2 separate regions of the Homo sapiens genome follow, and region 2 is linked to region 1. The links are chromatin contacts, found by Hi-C or POLR2A ChIA-PET in ENCODE. All regions are on one chromosome and are shown on one strand. Each heading gives the region's core, a stretch centred on a gene start or an enhancer-like site at or near the end of the contact. The rest is flanking DNA. Distances are from core to core; before and after follow the strand shown.

What was found. A loop is a pair of places that touch in the nucleus more often than their neighbours do. ChIA-PET counts read pairs that join two places held with the same protein, here RNA polymerase II (POLR2A). Pooled maps may share reads with other maps.
Region 2: a map with no recorded cell type shows a loop between it and region 1 (7-fold over the local background). The contact joins two enhancer-like sites. A Hi-C loop is called at or near these places in 1 of 37 single-sample maps with no recorded cell type and 2 of 50 pooled maps. POLR2A ChIA-PET finds 5 or more read pairs at or near these places in 2 of 52 experiments (WTC11 and activated T-cell).

Annotation. Positions count from the first base shown.
Region 1 is chr2:241,126,566-241,129,085 of GRCh38, forward strand. PASK (PAS domain containing serine/threonine kinase) reads right to left here. Exons shown (of 18, transcript NM_015148.4): 10 at 1-886. Among named protein-coding and RNA genes, the nearest start is that of PASK, 22 kb to the right of the region's middle. RefSeq lists enhancers at 91-260, 724-893, 1,107-1,416 and a silencer at 1,557-1,606. Within about 2 kb of position 1,251, at least 7 of the 41 ENCODE cell types and tissues checked have a DNase peak (open chromatin) inside an H3K27ac peak, as active enhancers do.
Region 2 is chr2:241,334,790-241,339,594 of GRCh38, forward strand. SEPTIN2 (septin 2) reads left to right here. Exons shown (of 13, transcript NM_004404.5): 4 at 337-423; 5 at 1,186-1,309; 6 at 2,593-2,727; 7 at 2,884-3,001. Among named protein-coding and RNA genes, the nearest start is that of FARP2, 19 kb to the right of the region's middle. Within about 2 kb of position 1,607, at least 2 of the 41 ENCODE cell types and tissues checked have a DNase peak (open chromatin) inside an H3K27ac peak, as active enhancers do.

The sequences.
Region 1 (2,520 bases), core at 1-2,500:
ACTGCCTACATCTGGATCGGAGCCCACTGCCAAGGAAGAGGGTGTCTCTCTGAGTTCAGACGTAGCACAGGAACAATTTGATGACGTTTGGTCTGTCTGGTCACTGAAAAAGAGTTCCTTGAGGTTCCAGGAAAACGAATTCACATCAACCTCCTGGGCCTCCACTGCTTCCAGGCCCCCAGGGAGGTCCGTGGCCAAGGCATAGCAGGCTGAGGAGCTGCCCGTGCAGCCACCGCACAGGTCTCTGCCTCCCAGATCGCAGGACGACACAGGAGCGGTGACAGCCTGGCACTCTGTCGGAACGAGTTCGGCGTGGGGGACATCCAGGGCTCCTGCAAGGCTCAACTGGGACAGCTGCTCCTTAATCAAGCAGGTCTGCAGCTCTTCTCGGTCGTTTTCCACTCCCAGCCACGGCTCATCTAGAGTAGGTGTCCCAAACGAGAGGCCTGCCATCCCAGAGGGGCTGGGGGCCAAGTCCTGGCTTCGCCACCACAAGCCCCATTCACTCCCATAGCAAGGGCAGTGCATCAGGAGGCTGCCCCCCGCCAGCTGACCCTTGGCCTGGGGCTTGGCCACGGCAGCCCCAGCCCAAAGGTCTGAACCGCTGGGACCACTGACTCCCATCCGCTCTAGCTGGGCCTTCTGACACAGGCCACACATGCCAGCATCACTGCCCCCATCCTCAGCTGGGACTGGAGCTTCAGAATCTTCGCAGGAAGCAAATGGCTTCACATCCACTGGTTCAGACCTGCTTTCTCCCAGAAGATCCTGTCCGGGGCTCTCTATTGCCACAGGTTCCTCTCTCCCCAAGGCAGTGATTTGCTGGTCCTTGGGCAGCGCCTGTTCACCGTGCACTGGCAGGCTTCCTTCTGGGACATTGTCCACCCTGGGGATAATGACATGGGTGACCATCATGTAGGGCCACAGATGAGTCAAAAGGAGAGATTGCACCGATTCTCCATTAGAACTAAGTACAAAGCATTTAATGCCACCAATTTATAACAAGAAAAAGACCAAATTTTGTGACCAAGTTAAAAAATAAAGCACTTAGTCTCAAATTTCTCCAAATTAAGTCCACATTTAGAAATGATTTTGCAGAGAATGCTACCAAAAGCCCAACAGTAAAGTACAGGAGAACTTGCCAATGCTTTGGTCAGCGCTCTCGCTTCATCTCAGGGCCCCCAAACCCCCCGTCAGCCGTGCAGCCTAGCCTCGGCCCCACCTGCAAGGGGAAGTCCGTGCTGCTGCCTTGAGGAGGTGTGAGAGGAAACGAGAGAGAGATTGGAGAGTCCCTGGTAAACTCCACAACAGTAAAAAAACAACTGATTGACTACAAACACCATCCGATTTCACAGCCGACTAGGGAAATGGCTCTCAGATTTGGGAAATGGCTCTCAGATGGGGCCCACACAGAAGGGGCCAGGGGCCAGGGGGCCGGGCGTGGTGGCTCACGCCTGTAATCCCAGCACTTTGGGAGGCCGAGGTGGGCAGATCACTTGAGGTCAGGAGGTTCGAGACCAGACTGGCCAACATGGCAAAGTCCTGTCTCTACTAAAAATACAAAAATTAGCCCGGTGAGGTGGCAGGCACCTATAATCCCAGCTACTTGGAGGCTGAGGCAGGAGAATGGTTTGAGCCTGGGAGGCAGAGGTTGCAGTGAGCTGAGATTGTACCAGCTCACTGGTGAGATGGGTGACAGAGTGAGACTCCGTCTCAAACACAAACAAAAAAAGAAGGGGACACGGGCCGAAAAAGAGAGAGGAGGCTGGTGAGGGCGGCTCCTAAGAGGTGGCACACAATGTCCTCCAGCATTCAGCACATGGTGACCCATGAGGAGGCTGCCACAGTCCAGACAGGATGATCACAGAGCCAAGGGACCCAGGCCTCCTGTCAGCCCAGCCACTGGCCTCCACATGACAGACTGACACTGGGCACCAGATGCACAGAATGTGACCGCACCACCTCACTCGGGGACAGACACACAGGTTAACATCAGCAACCTAATAAAGGTATACCAGAGGCTCAGAAAGAGGACAGGATCGGGCACAGTGGCCCACACCTGTAATCCCAGCACTGTGGGAGGCTGAGCCCAGGAGTTCGAGACCAGCCTGGGCAACATAGTGAGACCTCGTCTCTACAAAACATTTAAAAATTAGCCAGCGTGGTGACACACACCTGTAGTCTCAGCTACTTGGGAGGCTGAAGCGGGAACCTCGCTTGAGCACAGGAGTCTAGGCTGCAGTGAGCTGTGATCGCACCACTGCACTCCAGCCTGGGCAATGGCCAAGACCATCTCAAAAAAAAAAAGACGGAAGAGGAAGGATACAACCCAAGGGTGGGTTCCACAGAGAAAGGGATTGTGAGCCAAGTTCTGAGGAAAAGCAGTTTTCTGAGGGGAACTGAGGGGGAGGCTGAGGGTCTGCGTCTGCCTGCCTCTCTCCCTCCATGTCTCCCGCCTCTCTCCCTCCATGTCTCCCATCTCTCTCTCCCCTGTACCTCCCTCTCCCGCTCTCCATCCAT
Region 2 (4,805 bases), core at 357-2,856, 210 kb after region 1:
TTCTATTTGTCAAAAATAAAAACCAACCTCTAAAGTACATTCCTCACATTTGTGAACAGTTATGTTTCTAATTATATGATGTTCAAGTTCTGTAGTCTCATAGACCTGGATTCAAATCTTGGCCCTGCTCTGGATAGTACTCTGACCTTGGGCAAATTAGAGTTTCTTTGAGTACCCTCAAAGATCATACTGCAAACATAGTAGTACTGTAGGTACTAAACACAGAATGATGTTTGTGAGGTACTTAGCCCAGTACCAGGCCTTATGTAAACACTTAACCGATTGAATGGTGTCATATGAATAAGGTCATGACAAGGTTTTTCTTTTTATTTAAAGGTGAATCAGGTCTAGGAAAATCGACTCTCATAAACAGCCTATTCCTAACTGATCTGTACCCAGAAAGAGTCATACCTGGAGCAGCAGGTAAAAACATTCTTATGTTACTGTAAGTGTAATTCTACATGAAAGATGCTGAAGACTGCCTAATTAATATTTTATGTCTTAGCTGTGTGTTTTGTTTGTTCTTGTTCAGCTTTGAACACAAGGAAAACACTTTTATGGGGTAGGTGTGCTGCACCGAGGTCCTTGGATTTGGGTTGTAGACTTTCTTTGACACGTATCCATGGATCCATCCTCTCTTGAGTTTGTCTGTAAAATGTAATAAGTAGTTTCTGCCTATATTAAATATTTGATGGAAGGATTAAGTGAGAATGTTTTACATCAAAAATGCTGTGTAACTAGAAGATTACTAGGATAGATGTTCGAATTCATCTACTGTCAGAAAGTTCCAGCACAGGACACCAGCATCCACAAATGACTGTTGAATGAAATAGGCACACATAGTGAGAGCCTAAGACTTGGGCTGCTGCAAGAATATGTAGCCCTTTCAGAATATTTTTGAATTCAGTTTTTAAATGAATTCGTAAATTGCTTTCTTTTTCCCAGGAACAGAAATTATAATTTTTAACATTTGTGTTTTTAACCTTCCCCAGTAGCACAATAATCTTAGCTTTAACCTTCCCCTTTCTGACTTCTCTGGGATCTTTTTTTCTTAATCCCCATGGTATCTTTGGAGAACCTACCTCTGTAGAGAGGCAGTAGACTCTGAAGTCACCTGTCGTAAGAACGTGAGCTTTCCTCTTCACATGCTGCTTATATTCCCTATTAAGTTTGTTTCTTTTCTAGAAAAAATTGAAAGAACTGTCCAGATTGAGGCTTCAACTGTTGAAATTGAAGAGCGAGGGGTCAAGCTACGCCTGACAGTGGTAGATACCCCTGGCTATGGTGACGCTATCAACTGCAGAGATTGGTATGCTCCCCCATGCCCAGGGATCTGCATTTGTTTACTTAATATACTTCATAAATTTATAGATAGTGTTAATGAGTGATTATTAAGTTTGGGATTGCTGTATATAATAAAACACCTAGACAATTTAAAGCGTGTTAAATGTTGACTTTTTAAATAAGGAATTTTATAGAGAGTAATTTTTTTCTGGTACTCTACTGTAATTTGAGATCGCAAAGCCAGTCATCCATAGACTGCTAGTATAAATGAAACACCTGGATTTGAGCCGTGGTTGGTGACCGAGATACTGTAGTACATCCTTTCTATGTGGAAGGAAGTGAAACCTGTTAGAGAGTGGGTTGAGTCGTAGTGTCTGTAAATGACTGCTCATTGGCATCATTTTCACAAATAAGGAAATGAAGAAGTAGAAGATAGAGCAGTCTGTCACCTGTACCGTGCAAAGAATGCCACTTTTGTTGTACAAACTCCCTCCTGGTTCTATTCCTGTCAACATAAAGCATCAGGTTTCCACCACTAGATGAAAAGGGGAAGGTTCTGTTATCTTTCTCCTACATTTAGGAATTTCTCCCTTCTTACATGTGAAAGTGCTGTACTGTTTCCCAGCTCAGTTAAATGCTGTTTCCCAGCTCAGATAAACCTGTTCTTGACCCATGTTCTCTACCACCCTGTTCCTCTGCCCCTTTTCACAGTCACGTTCCTGAAAAGAATTGGCAGCCCTGGCTGGGTGCGATGGCTCATGCCTGTAATCCCAGCACTTTGGGAGGCTGAGGTGGGCTGATCACAAGGTCAGGAGTTCGAGACCAGCCTGGCCAACATGGTGAAACCCTGTCTCTACTAAAAATACAAAAATTAGCCGGGCGTGGTGGCGTGTGCCTATAATCCCAGCTACTTGGGAGGCTGAGGCAGGAGAATCGCTTGAACCCTGGAAGCAGAGGTTGCAGTGAGCCGAGATCACGCCACTGCACTCCAGCCTGGGCAACAGTGCAAGACTCAGTCTCAAAAAAAAAAAGAACGAATTGGCAGCCCTGTCTACACTGGCCCTCTCTCAGGTGCATCATAACCTATTCCATTCAGGCTTTTGACTCTCAGCACTTAGGGGCAGTTATGCTTGGCATAGTTTCCAAAAACTTCCATTTGCCAAATCTAAAAGTCAGTCTTCTGTTCTCATCTTGAAAATGAATTATTAAATTATGTATATTTGGGCGGAGGCACTTGTTTTCCCTTTGAAGTCAGGGACCCCCTGTTTTATACCCTATGATTATTGTTAATGTTTCTGTTTCTCTCAGTTTTAAGACAATTATCTCCTATATTGATGAGCAATTTGAGAGGTACCTGCATGACGAGAGCGGCTTGAACAGGCGGCACATCATTGATAATAGGGTGCATTGTTGCTTTTACTTTATTTCACCTTTTGGACATGGGTAAGTAATTGTTTATCGTGGAGAAATGCTTTACTACATGGGTTTGTAAGTTTTACCCAAACTGTGTATTTTAATATAAGAATTAAGATAATTTGAGAGAGAAGAGTTTTGTATGTATTTTTTTTAAATAAGTGACAATTCTAAAATTAATTTTAGACTTAAGCCCTTAGATGTGGCGTTTATGAAGGCAATACACAACAAGGTGAATATTGTGCCTGTCATTGCAAAAGCTGACACTCTCACCCTGAAGGAACGGGAGCGGCTGAAGAAAAGGGTGAGTGAGGCTGGCGTCCTGCCCTCCCTCTGGGTGCGACTCGGGGGCATGGGGATGAAGAAAGGAGTGTGTTCCCACGCTCAGTCTGCTCAGGTGTCGGGAGGCAGGGCGGGAGAATTTTTCCTGCATTTTAGTGGTGGTTTTCAAGGAGAACCTGATGGTTACAAATTTTAATTTTTGCCTTCATGAAGGTATCAAATTTCTATTCTTTAAATTCTCCTTATATTTAAAATGCCCTCGATGAGTAGCAGTTGGTTACACACAAGTACCTTCCATGGGAGTTAAATGACTCAAATATAGAAATGTGATCTCTCCATGAAGTTTGTTATTTTACCTAAATTCTTTACTGCAAATGACCCATACAAGGATGTATCTAAGTAGACTGGTTCTCTGTTCTGTTTGGAAACATAGCAGTTGTCAGCCAGCGAAGCGCCTCTCACCCGCCAGCAGCTCCTGTGGTGTCCCAGTTTTAGTGCCTCTTCCGTGTATGTCTGTAAAGCCTCTTTATTGATTCTCTGCTATATATTTTTAAATTGCTTACTTTGTTCTGATTATATGCTCCTTAAGAAAGTCCAAATAGTTTATATATGCTAAACTCTAAAAATACAAATCCCTAACTGAACATACCGGTACGTGCATAAAAATACAAATCCCTAAATGAACATACCGATCTGTGCGTGTAATCACAGTTGCTGGGGCAGGGTAGGGGGATACAGCAGGGGGTTCAGGCAGGAGGATCACTTGAGCCCAGAAGTTGGAGGCCAACCTCAGCAACATAGCAATACGCTGTCTCTAAAAAAATATATATATATATTTTATATATATAATATATAATTAATAAATATATATAATATATATTACATATATATTATATCTATATTATTTATATTACATATGTAATATATATTATATTTATATTATTTATATAATATATTATATATATTATATTATTTATATGTAATATATTTATATTGTTTATATATATTATATTTATATTATTTATATATAATACATATTATATTTATATTATTTATATATAATATATATAATAAATATATAATATATATAAAAATATATATATTTAATATATCTATAATATATATTATATATATTATATATAATATATATAATTGTACATATATTTATTATATATATTATATATATAATATATATTATAAATATAATATATAAATATATTTATAAATATATATAAATATTATATTTATACATTATATTTATATACATATTATATATACATTTTTATATATTATATATATATAAATATAATATACATATATTTTTTAAAATAAAAGAGTTTCTAGGCCGAGTGTGGTGGCTCACGCCTGTAATCCCTGCACTTTGGAAGGCTGAGGCAGGCACATCACCAGAGGTCAGGAGGTCGAGACCAGCCTGGCCAACATGGCAAAACTCCGTCTCTAAAAAATTACAAAAGTTAGCCGGGCGTGGTGGCGGGCATCTGTAGTCCCAGCCACTCAGGAGGCTGAAGCAAAAGAATCGCTTCAACCCAGGAGGCAGAGGTTGTTTGCAGTCCAGCCTGGGTGACAGAGCAAGACTCCGTCTCAAGAAAAAAAAAAAAGAATTTCTGTAATTACCCACAGAAAGAACAACTGTTAAGTATATATCCTTCTAGAACATAGCTTATGTTTTTGGTTTTGCAGAATGAAATCACATAGTAATACTATTCTGCCATTTGATTTTTCTATTTAAAAATATTTGGAAGCATCCTCATATATATACTGTATCCTAATTCTTCCTGGATGCACAGCATTCCACCATATGAATA